Regions from separate parts of the Homo sapiens genome. Here region 1 is linked to region 2. A link is an interaction called in ENCODE POLR2A ChIA-PET data of the cell type or tissue named here. Cell type or tissue: A673. All regions are shown on one strand. Links, peaks and the distances in the headings refer to the core of each region. The heading gives the core; the rest is flanking DNA.

What was found. ChIA-PET counts read pairs that join two places held together with the same protein. Peaks named below come from ENCODE experiments on the same cell type or tissue, not always from the same donor. Only the 100,000 strongest peaks of a DNase experiment are listed, where the experiment ranks them.
Region 1: POLR2A ChIA-PET joins it to region 2 with 6 read pairs; 3 of 35 experiments call an interaction of 5 or more read pairs at or near these places.

What each region holds. Positions count from the first base shown.
Region 1 is chr4:153,256,468-153,264,778 of GRCh38, forward strand. The region is part of intron 1 of TRIM2 (tripartite motif containing 2); the gene reads left to right. Among named protein-coding and RNA genes, the nearest start is that of TRIM2, 56 kb to the left of the region's middle. RefSeq lists enhancers at 762-1,407, 3,148-3,664. In A673, for the core only: no CTCF peak of the experiment used is centred there; DNase peaks (open chromatin) are centred at 2,464, 3,374 and 4,664; H3K4me3 peaks cover 2,290 bases; H3K27ac peaks cover 3,496 bases.
Region 2 is chr4:153,147,872-153,156,182 of GRCh38, forward strand. It overlaps a transcript of TRIM2 not described here. Among named protein-coding and RNA genes, the nearest start is that of TRIM2, 52 kb to the right of the region's middle. RefSeq lists a silencer at 5,493-5,582. In A673, for the core only: no CTCF peak of the experiment used is centred there; DNase peaks (open chromatin) are centred at 4,370, 5,190, 5,530, 5,900 and 2 weaker places; H3K4me3 peaks cover 1,860 bases; H3K27ac peaks cover 1,877 bases.

The sequences.
Region 1 (8,311 bases), core at 1,832-6,831, 110 kb after region 2:
TAGGATGCAATACTGTTCCCTGCGTTTATTGTTGTAGAAAAAGGAACGGTTGTGAATTCTACTCTGATATGTAAGATTTTTTATTCTAAATTATTATTTGTAATATGGAGACCTAATCACTATCATATGGCTACTTGCTGATCATTTTTACATTATTTATACCTTTTACAACTAAGTTTAATGACTTGGCAGGAAATTAAGTTATGTTATTTGTCAAGTTTCTCAACTTTTAACTGAAAACTTCATGATCAGAAGAAGAACAAGGTCTGGTTATCCCCGAATCAAAATATGTACCATATGATTTTTCTCTGAATCATTAGAACCACAAAAAGCAAAGAAATGTCATTGCATGATTTGACTTTGTGGAACCGTACTTTATAGACCCTGCCCTGGGGTAAATACCAAGAGAGGAAAAGTAGTAGGGGCTTGTGGAACTGGACTGTTTGTTTGTTTGTTTGTTTTTTGCATTTAAAAAAATTATGATATGTGTTTAAAGCTACTTGAGACATCTAAGGAAATCAGTCGTCTCTCTTTCTAACGAGCAAGTGTGTGCTCTCACACTCACGCAAAGCTCTTCTCTAAATGTGAACTTTTCATATTGAGGTACCATATGCCCAGTTTCTTCCTAGAATCTATTCTCACTGCGTTCACCGTTTGCGTCCCAGCACTCCCTTCGTCTGATTTGTAGCACTCCCTGTACCTGCCCCGGCTGCGTTGCACGGAGACTGCACTGGTCGCCTCTCCCCTGGTGAATCCTGCAGTCACTTTCTGGTGATGGAGCTCAGCGGCCCAGCACGAGAGCATGGAAACAGCTGACTGCTGACTCAGAGGGAAAGCAAGCCACCCACGAATCTCATTGCAGCTCGCTGCTGCATCCCTATCCCATAATCCCTTGCCTGGTTTGCTGCAGTCTTTTCAACAGACGCTCAGTGAGAAAAAGATGTCCTGTAAGATCAAGACCGATTGGTGTGAATACTGAAGGGGGTCTTCCACTTGTTAATGACCCAGAAACATTCCTGCCGACTTCCAGCCTTCTCTCATTTCCTCCATTTTTCTCTTCCTCTGTTCTGTGCATGAACTGGCACATCACTACTTAGAGCAGAAGATATGCTGGGCTTCTGATGATGGCTGCACTGCATGGTAGGGAATTTTAACCAGTCTCTTTGCATGGTGCTTCCCAACTTGAAGTGTTAGCAGAAACGTGCGTTGTTCTTTTGGATTGCCGCGTAGCTGCAGCGACAGACTTGGGAGGATTTAATTCTTTGCCTCGTTGGTTAGTCTGTTTGTCTTCAGAAATGGGTAGGTCCTAAATGTTCAGACTGCTTAGTATTGTGCCAGGTGGATAACTGATTTCTCCTGCTCTCTCGGTTCTTTTTTCTCCCTTCATCTCTCATGGTGATGCTGCATCCTCTGTAGCTGTAAAATGCAGACCCATTCTTTGCTTAAACAAAGGCACCAAATTAACAAGTATGGGGAGAAAATCATGCAAGATTTTCTTATCAAGTTCTAATGTGATCTGACTAGATTTGTATTTTTACCAGTCTTTATTTTAGTGTGTATCTTGGCTTGTTTTAAATAGAAGAATTTTGCCCCCTGCATCTCTCTGTTGGGTGCAAACATGGAGATGAAATATTTGATTTGCAGGATTCCTTCCTCGCTGCCCCAGGGTAGAGGAGAACGTGCGACCCTCCCCCCACTCTGTCCTCTATTAGAGAATCCTGGGGTTGAGTTCCATGGCTGGCAGTTACCATTGGAAACCCATTCATTCATAATGCATGACTCGACCCTCCGAATTCTGAATGCCATTGAGGGCCAGCAAACAAACATGTAGGAGATAATTTGCTTTTTTTCTGACAATTTTTTTTCCTGTCTTTGAAGTACAGTCAAATCTGGGTGGAGCTCAATGATAGCATTACACAGGGAAAAGAAAAAAAGAAAAAAAAAAACCCTTGGGTTTTGGGTTGGTCCTTAGGTTTGCTTCCTGAAACAGTGGGGATTATTTTTGTGTCAGAGCTTTTTCTACAAGTATGCCCCACCCTGACATTATTCCTTCTTTTGGGGGGATAGGAGAGCAAGTAGCAAGGCAGTTTGTTTTAAATTAAAAATTGAATGTTAATAAATGGATTTCTGAACCAAAAGATAAAATGGTATTATTGTCTTAAGGAAAAGACAGTTTCAATGTAATAGCTTTCAAAATGAGGTGTTTAAAAGATTGTTTCTCTGGCTTAGATCATGTTACAGCAGTTTTATTCCTTATGAAAATTTGTTTTAAAAGAAGGTTTTAAACTCCAGTTTATATGTAAGGAGAGCCATTTGTTCATGCAGAATTCTTCAAATGACGTCTTAGTGTTAGGATTCAGTTCTGCCTAGTGTGAATCTGTTTTCTGGTGTCTTTCATTATTTCAGGCAGAGGCTTGAGCCCCACTGTTCCTAACCCACTATAATGTTAAATAATGCACGCCCCTCCCAAGCAGCACACAATGAGAAGTTTCATGTGTGCTGTGGTATGAGAAAGCAGCTTTCGGATGCAGAGACAGGAGTAGTAACCCTTCCTAAACCTTTAAGTGTTTCTGTCCAATTTTCTCCTAGGAAGACACAAGTGATTTGCATTGGAAAGGTTAAAACACAGCTGAATGTAAAAATTTTCTCTGATAGAACGTGCTGTTTCAAGATATATGAATGCAGCATATATAACCCACACATTTTTTAAAAGAAGACTAAAATCTATACACGTTTTTTCCATAGGTAATACTATAGTCCTGCAATGACTTAATTTTTTTTTATTATAACAAAAGCTTCATGGATTTTGTTGCTTGTGAAATAAAGTTAAAACATTCATTCTTTGTCTTACTAAGAAATGAAAATGTTCTTTATCTGGGTATCCTTAGGCGTTAATTTCTCCATACTTAGGGCTTTCTTTTATCTCTTTTTATTAGGTAGGGGAAAATCCCAAATATGTAGCAATTTCTAAGACTCCCTTGTGCCTCTTTTAATTATTTCTCTTATAAAACTAAAACTACCCAAATATTTGAGGTATTATTGAAATGTGTAGAAGAGAAATACTTTTGAATTTTAAAAAATGTGCTGCCAAATTATTTACTGTCATAGTTTTTTCTTCAAAAAATATGACTTCAATTACTTTTTACTATGGCAAAATGATGATTTGCACATACCTGTGATAGCCTTTTTCTTTAATCTCTGGTGCCATCTCTGTCCCTTTATTACTTATATAAAGGCTGTAGTTCAGAGTAGAATTTGCTCCATTATAGGGTTGGCTATTAGGGTTTTCTGAATATTTTCATTGTGCAGATGGTCTGAATTTAACGGATTAGATTTCCTCATAGAAATTGGAGCTTTAGATTGGACCAGAAAGTGAGAAAATAATGAGCCAAGTATTCAAATAGCATCACTGCAGGAAACAGATTTCTGCTTTTAGTATGCAAATGTTTCTATTCCCTTCTACTTTACCTCTTCGGTCTTCACATTCTCGACAGCCTCTATTTTTCCATTAAGTGCTTTTTGTTATTGTCTTTAAACATTATTAATTTAAGTACTTATTCTAATCAACAACAGAATTAAATAATGTGCTTCGTATATACCAGGAGCAAACAGGAGGTTCCTATTATGTAGAGCTGTGTCTCTTAGTTCTGTTGTGAAATAATTTTCTCTTTTCCCTTCTTGCTAGTTTCTTCCAACCCCTAGAATTGGTACCAGCACCTAGTCCCCTTGCTGACCTCTACCTTTTTTTGTGGTCCCAGAATACTTAGCCTCTTTGTGTAGTCCCCAAGCAAAGCAAGGGAGGAGACCTGGCAAAGTGATGGGTGTGGAGAGAGGAGACCCCGAGCATCTTGACTGTCCCAGAGTGCTGTGAGATGAATGTCTATTAGCCTGACCACTTAACATTCCACCACACAGACGCAGCCTAATCTTAACAATCGGCTGCCAAAGGTGAGGCAATGGCCTTCTTTATATACTAAAGAAAGAGGTAGGGGAAATATGTCTTTATGATATATCATAAAGACAAGTCAGGGGCTCAGCTTAAAAATCAGCTTCCATTTGGTAAAAACCAGTTCATCTGAGGAAGCTGTCATATATCTGACTCTGAAAATAAGGAGAAAAAGAACCTTGGAGAGCTTGGACACACCCTGCCTGAAGACAAAAGTTAAAGGGGATGGCTTCTGAATGCCTTCCCCCCAAAACACACACACCCACCCACACACCCACCCCCCCCCCCACACACACACACACACACACACACATCATCATCATCATCATCATGATCATCATCATCATCATCAGGAAAGATAATGCATCTAGCCTTCTGATTTACAAAATGGCCCATCTGGGATAGAGGCTTGATTTAACTGGAAATGGGTCACCCTGTTTTAATTTCACTAAAGATTGTCCTCTTTTCTTCTAATTGAGACCTCAGTAACAATGCAATTCAATTGCAGGCAAATTATAATAGGCTGAAATTTTAAAAATTAAGAATACCCTTTTCATCATGTTTTAATTTATACCACATGTTCTGGCAGGTACAGGGTAGCATACTGTGATTTATAGATAATCCAAATGGTTCAGGATTTCCTTTCTATAAATGTACCAGAAGATTTGTAATTGCTTGGAAAGCAGATGTTTGCATGTCTGCATGAGAACAATAAAAAATGGGCTGGGCCAGGCACAATGACTCATGCCTGTAATCCCAGCATTTTAAGAGGCCAAGGCCGGTGGATTGCTTGAGCCCAGGAGTTCGAGACCAGCCTGGCCAGTATGGTGACACCCTCTCGCTACTAAAAATACAAAAATTTAGCTGGTTGTGGTGGGGTACACCTGTAATCCTAGCTATGCTGGAGGCTGAGGCAGGAGCATCACTTGAACCTGGGAGGTGGACGTTGCAGTAAGCCAAGATCACACCACTGTACTCCAGCCTGGGAGACAGAGGGAGACTCTGTCTTAGGGAGAGAAAAAAAAAGGCATCTTAATAAATAAGTCCAACTAAAGTGGCACCAAAGAGAAGCAATAACGCAGGAATGCCATAAAATTAGACTGTAGGAATGTAATTGAGTACCTTTAGGATGATGTATAATCAAATATGTGACCTCTTACCCACAAATCACATGTTAAAATTTTGTTTTTCAGTAGAATCTTGGCCTCTGTTACCCTACCACATTCCCTACAACAGGCAAACAAGATTTTGCCAGCTCCCTCCCCTTCTCCAGAAGAGCGATTTAACTTTGGCTTTTCTCTGCCATTCTTTCTTCCTGCTCTTACTCACTGTGGTGTCAGCAATAAAGAGTGTGGATAGTTTTCTGATCTAAATGGTATAATTTGGGATGGAAAATGTGGTCTAAATCTTAGAATTGTGGACATAGGCATTTTTCTCTCATTTCAGCTTCTCCTATCAAGTTCTTTTGCATTTGGGGGTTAATTGCCACCAAATTGTAGGAGATTTGAGAAAGTGAGCCAGGAAAAACACCAGAGATGATGTGAGGGAAGAAACGCTGGAGCTGGATATTTTTATGCCCAAGGATTTTGTTATGTGATCATTGAATTGCTTTTCCCACAACAAGCTCTGTTTAGTTGGCAAGCCCCCATTAATAAGGGATTTATGTGCCAACCTTCTTAGGCTTTTTATTTTCATGCATATGTGTCTGTAATTGCCCAATAGTTCTTCTTGCCCAGTGCACAGATACAGCCGATTTACCAAGACAACAGTATTGCAATAGAGAAAGAGTTTAATAAATGCAGAACCAGCTAAGTGGAAGACTGGACTTTATTACTCAAATCAGACTCCCCCAAAATTCCAAGGCTAGGGTTTTTCAAGGGTAGTTTGGTGGGCAGGGGGCTAGGGAATGGGGAGTGTTGATTGCTTGGGTCAGGGATGAAATCATAGGAGGTCGAAGCTGTCTTCTGGCTGTCTTCACTTCCTGGATGGAATTACAAAACTTGTGGAGCCAGTTTACTGGTTTGGGTGGTGCCAGCTGGTCCATCAGAATACAGGGTCTGAAAAATATCTTGAACACCAATCTTAGGTTTTACAATAGTGATGTTTTTTATTTTTTATTGTATTTATTTATTCAATAAAATCCAGACCCTGCACAATACAATAGTGATGTTATCTGTAGGAGCAATTGGGGAGGGTAGGAATCTTGCGACCTGTGGCTACATGGCTCCTTACTGAACCATAATTCTAACCTTGTGGCTGATTTGTTAGTTTTATAAAGGTAGTTTTGATCCTGAGCAAGGAGAGGCTTGTTTCAGGAAAGGGCTGTTATCATTCCTGTTTTAAAGTTAAACTATAAACTAAATTGCTCCCAAAGTTAGTTCGGCCTACATCTAGGAATAAACAAAGACAGCATGGAGGTTAGAAGCAAGATGGAGTCACCTATGTCAGATTCCTTTCACTGTCATAATTTTTCTATGCCAGATGTTTCTCACTGTCATAATTTTTGTGAAGGCGCTTTCATGTACTCAATAGTTCTGTTTCTTTTTCTGCATCTATGAACATGTTAAAATATGTCACTAATGTTTACCCTCTGGATGATGGTTTATGTTGCTAAGCATTAGACTATCACATGGGAGGCTGGGCATGGTGGTTCACGCCTGTAATCCCAGCAGTTTGGGAGGCTGAAGCGAGAGGATCACTTGAGCCCAAGAGTCCGAAACCAGCTGTGCAACATAGTGGCACCCCTTCTCTACAAAAATACAAAAATTAGCTGGGTGTGGTGGTGCCCACTTGTGGTCCCAGCTACTTGGGAGGCTAAGGTGGGACTCTCACTTAAGCCTCGGAGGTGGAGGTTGCAGTGAGCTGTGAGCATGTCACTGCACTGCAGCACGGGTGACAGAGGGAGACCCTGTCTCAAAAAGAAAAAAAAAAAGACTATCACATTGGGAAGCAGGTAATGTCCAAGGTCAAGTGCAAACATTCAGATGACCGGCAACAACCACACTCTTTATCATGGAATTCAGCAAGTGCTGCTCTTTGCTGCTGCTGTGAATAAGTCCGTTTCCATGTTATATTTCGCTAGTTTGATTCATTCAAAAGATAATGTCTACTATGTACCAGGACACTTCTAGGTGCTGGAACTACTGCAGTGAATAATCAGATGCAAATCTGTGCCCTTGTAGGCCTTACATTCTAGGGGGAGGGCGGAGACAATATCCAAAATATATAAATTACATAGTATGTCGGAAGGCTTAGTTCCAGCTGCTATAACAAAAATGCCATGGATTGGATGACTTAAACAAAAAGAATGTATTGTCTCACAGTTCTAGAGGTTAGGAAATCTGAGATCAGGGTGCCCCCATGGTGGGTTCTAGTGAGGCCCTCTTCTGGCTTTATAGGCAGATGGCCCACATGGCAGAGAGCAGACAGAGTGGGAAAGCAGTCTCCCTCTTATCTCCTCTTACAGGGGCACTAATCCCATCATAAGGGCTCTACCCTCATGACCTAATCACCTCCCAAAGGCCTCACCTCCTGATCCCATCACATTGGGGGTTAGGGCTTCAACATATGAATTTGGGAGGGACACAGACATGGAGTCTATAACAGGAGGTGACCCGTGCTACGGAGAAAAACCTAGCAAGGACTGGGGATAGCAGTGCTAGGTAACTGGTGGCAATATGCAATTTTGAACAGAATGGTCAGATTGAGCAGGTGACACTGAGCTGGACAAAGGGGAGTGAGCTTCTTTGTAAGAGGTCTTGCTGTTTGTTTTCCACAGACAGGGAACCTCAGCTAGTCTTCCATATGAAAACTCTTTTTGGCTAAGGTCAATATCAAACTAATGTTGACCATTTGTATTATTTTAAAGTGGTTCTTTCTGCGTTTGCTACCATTTCCTTTCTACTGGCTTTTTGTCAATGTGTCTGATGTTAGTTCCTACATCCAAAAGCATTCGAGCTTCTTTACAGGCGAAGTCCACCCCAGGCATGTTTTCACACGGATCCCTTCAGAAGTTAGTTTTGCAGCTCTCCAGCATATAGAAGAGCAGTTCTATATTCTGATTTCTTTCATTATAGTGCACTGACTTCCACTGGTTATGTGGGTAAGAAGGGTCTCTGACAATTTAGAAAACAAGATGGGGAAAGGAGACCAGCAAAGCATGTATATAAAACATTTGTTGCTTTTTTAATCAAGGAGACCAGAAACTGTGGTAGTGCCCCAACGCTTTGATTGAAGGCCGTTGTATATTGAGTGTATTCCTCATGACATATTCGGACTGATTCAGACTTTCCACAGTGCTTATTAGCTCATTCTGTGCCTCAGTTCTTCTGAGCACATTGTCCCATTAGGAGTAGTCAAATGTTC
Region 2 (8,311 bases), core at 2,074-7,073:
ATCCCAGCACTTTAGGAGGCCAAGGTAGGTGGATTGCTTGAGGCCAGGAGTTTGAGACCAGCCTGGGCAACATGGTGAAACCCCGTTTCTACAAAAAAAATACAAAAAATTAGCCAGGCATGTGGCAGCTCCAGTCCCAGCTACTCTGGAGGCTGAGGTGGGAGGATCACTTGAGCCCAAGAGATAGAGGCTTCAGTGAGCCATAATCACAACATTGCATTCATTCCAGCCTGGGCGATGAGTGAGACTCTGTCTCAAAAAAAAAAAAAAGAAAGAAAAAGAAAAAGAAATAACCGTGAACCCCAAAATCATGTCAAGTGAAACTGTATATCAGAACAAAACCAAAATGAAGACATTATCAAACCAAAGCTGAGATAATTCAGTAATAAAACACTCTATGAATCTTCCCAGGGATGTACTTTAAGGAAAAGGAGAATGATCCCAGAAGGACATTCTGAGAAGCAAAAAGGAATGATGAGAAATATAGGTAAAAACTGTGTACAAATATAAGCAATGTTGCATTTATAAAATATTAATAATAGTGGGCTGGGCACTTTGGGAGGCCAAGGTGAGAATTGCTTGAGCTCAGGAGTTCGAGACCCACTTGGCAACATAGCAAGACCTCTTCTCTATTAAAAATTTAAAAAATTAGCTGGGAGTGGGGGCATGTGCCTGTGGTCCCAACTACTCAAGAGGCTGAGGTGGGAGGATCACTTGAGCCCAGGAGGTGGAGGCTGCTATGAGCTGTGATCTCGCCACTGCACTGTAGCCTGGGCAACACAGTGAGATCCTGTCAGAAGAAGAAAGACAAAGACAAAGGAGAAGAATAAAAAGAAGGTCTAATTGAAGGGTCAAAAATGTGCAATGTAGAACTAAAATCCTGGAAAAAAAAAAAGCCTACAAATTAGGATAAACACATTTGCCAAAATGAGCACATTCTTCCATGTGCCAGGTCCTGTGCTGAGTATTCTTCAGGCATTATCTCACTTAATCCTTCCAACCATGCTGAGTAACGTGCTATTATTAATCCCATTTTTCAAATGAGAACACACAGGAAGTAGCAGCTGAGATTTAAAGCCAGATCTATCCGACTTTTGGGGGGGTTGTTTGTTTATTTTTTAGAGAGTCTCACTCTGCCACTTAGGCTGGAATGCAGTGATGCAGTCAAAGCTCATTGCAGCCTCAATCTGTTAGGCTCAAGGGATCTTCCCATCTTAGTCTCCCGAGTAGCTGGAACTACAGGCACCCACCACCACACCCAGCTAATTTTTTATTTTTGGTAGGACAAGATCTCCCTGTGTTGTCCAGGCTGGTCTCAACCTCCTGGCCTCAAGCAATCCTCCCACCTCAGCCCTGCAAAGTGCTGGGATTACAAGCATGAGCCACTGCACCTGGCCTCTGACTTTGAATCTACCATCTTAACCACTCTACCACACTGCTCTCCATGGAAATGTTTGTCATGGAAAATATAGGGGTCAAAGCAGGAGCATTGATTGAGGCCAGGAGTTCAAGACCAGCCTGGGCAACATAGCGAGACCTTGTCTCTAAAATAAATAAAATAGAAAATAAAATGAAATAGAAAATATTGCCAGGCATGGTGGCTCATGCCTGTAATCCCAGCACTTTGGGATGCCAAGGCGAGAGGATTGCTTGAGCCCAGGAGTTTGAGGCCAACCTGGGCAACATGGCAAGACCCTGTCTCTACAAAAAAAAAATTTGTTAAATTAGTCAAGCATGGTGGTACACACCTGTAGTCCCAGCTACTCAGAGAGGCTGAGGCAGAAGGATTACTTGAGCCCAGGAGATCAAGGCTTCAGTGAGCCATGTTTGTATCACTGCACTGCAACCTGGGGGGCAGAGTAAGAAAAAAAAAAAGAAAAAAGAAAAAGATGAAAGGAAAAAGAAAAAAAATTGGCAAGTATAAAGCCAAGAATTCCCTCAAATCATCATAGTCGTAAGTATACACACATATAATTTTGAAAAAGATTGGAATCACAACTATCTACTGTTTTGAATCTCACTTAATATTATCAGTTAATATAATATTCTGAATATAATCGTCCTGCTCTTAATTATCCTTTAGAAAGACATTTTTCAATGACTGCATTCTTAGTATCTTTTAACTGACTTCTACAATGTTCATTGTTAATTTTTGTTAAAAGTGAAGATGATCTGTTTAGAATTTTCTGTTTTCTCAAACATGAAATGTATTAGGAGATGCCTATGTAGGGATGTCTATTCTATTGCTGGGTATACATATTTCTGCTTTAGGGATCTCCATTTGCAAATAAACATGTGTGTCACATGTTTACAAAATTTGTGCTTCAAAGCAGATTCAGGATACAGCATGTGAATTTTCAAAACAGAAATTAGGCTAGGCACAGGCTCACACCTGTAATCTCAGCATTTTGGGAGGCTGAGATGGGTGGATCACTTGAGGTCAGGAGTTCGAGACAGGCCTGGCCAACATGGTGAAACTCCGACTCTTCTAAAAATACAAAAATTAGCTGGGCTTGGTGGTGAGCACCAGCTACTTGAGAAGCTGAGGCAGGAGAATGGCTTGAACCTGGGAGGCAGAGGTTGCAGTGAGCCAGAATCACACCTCTGCACTCCAGCCTGGGTGACAGAGTGAGACTCCATCTCAAAATAATAAATAAATAAACAAAATTTAAAAACAGAAATTAGATGATTTTTCTCTTTCTTTTTTTTTGAGTTGGAGTCTCGCTCTTGTCGCCAGGCTGGAGTGCAGTGGTGCGATCTTGTCTTACTGCAATCTCTGCCTCCCAGATTCAAGCGATTCCCTTGCCTCAGCCTCCCGAGTAGCTGGGACTACATGCGCATACCACCACACCTGGCTAATTTTTTTTTTTGTATTGTAGTAGAGACAGGGTTTCACCATGTTGGCCAGTATGGTCTTGATCTCCTGACCTCATGATCCGCCCGCCTCAGCCTCCCAAAGTGCTGGGATTACACGCATGATTTTTCTTAACAAAAAGGTTTTTTTGCTTTATGAAGAAATTTTCTTGTGTGTTTTATTTTGCATAAACCGTTTCCCTAGAATATGGAAATATCACTTGCTTTGTGAAAATTGGATGCATGTGAAACTTTTCAGAAATGAATTTATGACTTTTTAAAGGATGCATTTGTATGTACATATTTCAGTCTCAACCCAGAGATTAATATAATCATATTACCATAATGTGTATAGTAAAATCTCATTAATTCAAACATGCCACTGATCTTTAACTTTTAATAGCTCAAATACGGAATACATAATTGATCATAGGATAAACCAGTACGGGGCATGTGTAATTTTTTTTATATACAATCTTCTTATGCCTTAGATGCAAGCTCATTAACTTGTTTCATTTTACCTTTTAGCGCCTATTTGTGGTGTGATTAGTATGATATGTCTGTAACCAAAAGTAACAAGATAGAGGTCAGGCAGTGGCTCACACCTGTAATAGCTGTACTTGAGAAGGTCAAGGTGGGCGGATCACTTGAGGCCAGGAGCTCAAGACCAGCCTGGCCAACATGGTGAAACCCTATCGCTACTAAAAATACAAAAATTAGCCTGGCTTGGTGGCTCACGCCTGTATTCCCAGCTATTCGGGAAGCTGAGACTCGAGAATCACCTGAACCCAGGAGGCGGAGGTTGCAGTGAGCAAAGATGGCACCACTGCACTCCAGCCTGGGCAATAGAGTGAAGCTGTGTCTCAACAAACAAACAAACAACAACAAAACCAAAACAAAAGGAACCAGGTGGCATGTGAACATTTAAATGTTTAATAAATATGCATAGTCTCATCTACACTTCCTCTTTTCTCCATAGAAACCGACTGAAATCATGAGTGAAATTTCATAAGCATCATGGCCTGATGATGCAAGACTGTATTTGAAACAATTCTTGAATTTCTGTGCACGAGATCATCTATAGCCAAATATTATTCCCATGAAGTCTCACCTCTGTTTCATACATCTTTATGGGCTTCTCCTCACTCCTACCTGGAGCCAGCTAGTGCTCTGTCAGTGCAAAATAACTGTTTAAATAGTATCTTAAGGAAAATAAATAGAGAAAAGGAAATAAGCCGAAGGGAATGATGGAATTCATTCTAAAGCCAGGTATTAACTCACTGGTAGGGAAGGGCGAGCGACGCAGTCCCTCGCCTGCGATAGCCACTGACCCCACTCAGGCTCGCGCGGCCCCTCTTCCATTCCCCCAAATCACTGCCGTCTTATTCCTGCCCAACCACCCTCGTCAATCTCTTTGAATCTGTGATTTAAAACAGGCATTCATGGACATTCTTCTTAGAAGGCCTAGTGCTAAGTCGCAGTTGTCAAGGGAACCGCGTGTCTGGAGGGAGAACAGGCTCTCCGGAGTTTCCCGGGAAACCACCCCCCGCAGAGGCAGGTGCGGCTGGCTGGGCCTCGCGGGGAAGGGCTCTCTGGGCGGAGTCGGGGCACTCGGGGCCTGGGGCGTGGTCGCCGGGCTGCCGTGCGCTCGGGATCAGTCTTTTTATACATATATATATGTGTGTATATATATATATATATATATACACACATATATATATGTTATAAAATTCTAACTTCGGTGGAGTACTTTACTTTGATATTCCACTTGCAAAACAGAACCACTGATTCCTTCCTGCTTGACAAGATTGAGTCGCTATCAAGGAGCTGCCCGTGCTTTGGAAATGGTCCAAATCGACGAGGAACTGCCAAGGAGCCCCCTCAGACAGTAAGGTTCTGTTGGCCAGGGTCCTGGGGACAGACACGAGTGTTGGTGCGCGCGACTGAAACGGGAGCAGAGCAGTTGAATGAGCTTCTTACGCTTTGCATGGTGCGCAGAATATCCCACCGATACCCAGAAATCCAGTAGAAATAGGGACGAGTGTTGCTGCGAAAGAGCCTTTTGCATTTGAAATGCATGTTAGGTTAACTGGAAAGGCGCCTGCCTCTTGTTTTGTTTCAGAAATACTGTTGGGAAAAGGATCCGATTTCTGCTCGGAGTGAAGGAAGTGGTCTCTGGAGAATTCCTAGGTCAAGGCTGGCATTTGCACCTTTTCATGGTCTTTCCCTGCACAGTCACTTCAGCGGCGGCGTCGCTGGGGCTGAGGCCGGGTGACTGCGGCTAGGCATGCGGATTTAGTTCCCCGCCTGTCATCTTTGTGGCTCCTTGTGGGGGAGGGGCGGGCGGTCTGACACAGTTATTAAACCTGGCAGCTGCGCTGGCGGCACTGAGGAGCATTTTGAGTGAGCTTGCAGAAAATGAGGGGCTTTCAGCTGGTCGCCTGCTTGTCACCTCTCGCTGCCTGAAAGGCAGCTCTCAGAGCCCTTTCCTGTCCTTCTAATTACAGCGGCGGGGGCAGTGCGCGCTTCGGGACGCAATTGGAAACGTGAGTATCTGTGTCCCCCGCGCTGCTGGCAGGCGGCTAGGCGCTTAAAGCTTCCAGACCGGTGGCGGGGACGGAAAGGCAGGGATAGGAGAGGCGGGCGCGCGTGCGGCGGGGCTGCGGGAGGGCCCCGAGACGCGCGTCGCCACGCCTCGTCTGGAGGTGGTGCGCGCTGGCGAGGAGGCGACAGCCCGGAAGGCTGCAGACGGGGGCGTTGAGTGCAGGGTTGCCAGCGCCGGGCTTGGAACCGCCCTATGCTTTGGGGATCCACACACAAAGGAAATAACCTTGGCCTAGGCAGCCAGGGCAGGCAGCCCCGTCCCGCCCCCGATCTTTCCGGCCCTTTTTGAAGATGGAGAGAAGGCGCGTTTTACGGTTGGCTCGAAACGAGATGAGGCCAGTGTTCCAGCCCGTGGGGACCTTTGTGCGCTGCGCAGTGGCGGCTGCGGCCGGTCCTGCAGGGACACGGGCGTGGCGGCGTCTCAGGGAGCGGCGCGCATCGCTGAGTCCGGGCCCCGGAGGGGGCGCGTCTGGGTTTCTTTGAGATCTCAGCGCCTTTGGGATTTCAGAGCCCTGCAGGCCTCAGTCTCTCGCCGCGCCCAGAACTCGTTTCTTCCTTCTCTTCGCACAAGGGGTTTAAGAGGGCAGACATGAAGTGAAAAGACCTCAATTCCCTCCTTTCTCCCCAAAATATGAGTGTGGGGGGTGTGGTTTTTTTTCCTTACTATAGATTGCTAAAAGGAATCTTGAAGTTCAACTCAGTTTTATATTTAATTCCAGACAAGGTTTTAATTTTACAGAGCTGGCATCATGCAAGGGTGTGTGTCTCTGTCGTTTACACATTTCTTAAAGAAACTCGGCCCTTCCCTAAAGGTTCCGAGGAGCGTTTCACAGAGTCACGTGGTTTCAGAACGTCCTGTTTAATGTTTCAAGTGCATTTCTGTGTTGATTTGGCTGAGGCCCAAATATGTGATACAGAGGCAGGCGGACCTGAAGTCTAACTACTGCAGTCTCTGAGGCTCAGGTTTCTTGATGTGGTGTCTGGCCTCCACGGTCAGGGGCTGATAGCCAATGGAAGACCTCACCTTCCCCAGAGGGGCTTACCAGAGCCAGGACCCTGTGTTGGGAGTGTGAGCAATGAACAGTGAACAACTACTTAAACTTTCCAGGTCTCCGTTTCCTCATCCATATAATGGGTGTAACAGGATAATATCAGATATCCATCAAAGTAATATCTAACTCCTAGCCTAAGAGATAGGCTACGATTTCTGCGTGTCTTCCATCTCCCACCAAGCAGCTTTTCTTTTAACCTGACATTGGAGGATTGGCTTAATGAGAGCAAGTAGAAAAGACAGAAAGACTACAAAGTGGAAAAATTAAAATATAATAATCCTCAGAAAAGTAGTAATCAGTATAGCTTAGAATTTGCCTAAAAATACACTAACCAATTGCTTGTACACACATGGTGTCCATATGGACACATATGGTCTCTTTAATTTTATTTATCAGGTTATGGCCCTGGGGAAAGATTGATGTCTGTCTGCCTCAAAAATAATGCTTGACATTTGGTGCTTAAATTTGCCCCAAATTGGCCAGGCACAGTGGCTCACGCCTGTATTCCCAGCACTTTGGGAGGCCGAGGCAGGCGGATTACCTGAGGTCAGGAGTTCAAGACCAGCCTGGCCAAAATGGTGAAACTCCGTCTCTACTGAAAATACAAAAAATAGCCAGGCGTAATGGTGGGCACCTGTAATCCCAGCTACTAGAGAGGCTGAGGCAGGGGAATTGTTTGAACCCAGGAGGCAGAGGTTGCAGTGAGCCGAGATCACACCATTGCACTCCAGCCTGGGCAACAGGGTGAGACTCCGTCTCAAAAAAAAAGAAAGAAAGAAAAAATGTGTCCCAAATTTTGGTTTTCCATCTCAGAGTGGGGTTTCTCAGATTTTTGCACATGAGTTTCTTGTTAATAAAAACCAGATGATGATTAAGTAGAAGTGTTGTTAAAAGAAATAAATGTGATTCTGAAATATTACATATGACATATCAAAACTAGAAATAAATACTTCTACTGAATTCTACTCTAGTAAAATAATGGTTAGGGTATTGTTCTTAATTTTGTCCACTGTACTTTAAAAAGAATATGCAGAAATTGGAGGGAAGGGGTTCAGAATGGGGAAATCAAATAATGAGGTGGAAAGAGGAGAGACTAAAAGAACCGAGGCTGTTTTAGGGAGAGAAGGTGGAGTGGCGACTTCGTTACTGTCAAATGTGTGAGGGGCTGAGAAGGATGGAGTAAGAGAAAACCAGATTTTGATTGGATATAATGAAAAACTTACAAAATGGCGAAAAAGTAAAATTAACCACCAAGAGGCGTCTAGAAGTGAACAATTTATCATCTGCCGTTCATGGCCCCAGCCCAGCCATTCTTTACCCTAGCTGCAGGCTAGAATCACCTGGGGACTTAAAAACTCCTCTGAACCTGGATCCTTCCCCAGACTCCAAGATTCTGACTTAACTGGTATAAGCCCAGGTATGGATATGTTCTAGGAGCTCCCTAGGCAAAACACTAGGTAGAGAAACGTTGGTCCATGCCTAAGAGGACAAAGTCTACCACTGCAGGGCCAGGCAGGGAGCATAGATATCCAAGGAGGGCCAGGACCTGCTGGGGTTCACTTGCTGAGGAGGCAGCTGTGAGCCACACTCAATGTTCTCCAGATCTTCTGATTTGCCAAGGGAAGCTGGAATTTTTGGTTTTTACATTTGTGAATATGACATCTCCAGATCTTTAGAGGTTGGCAACTAATTAAGGGTAAAGCATTTTAAAATGTTTCGTGCTTGCTGAACAAAACACCCCAGCCGAAGCTGGCCCCTCATCCAGATAGGCAACTGCAACCAGACTTTTGCCTTCTTTGTGG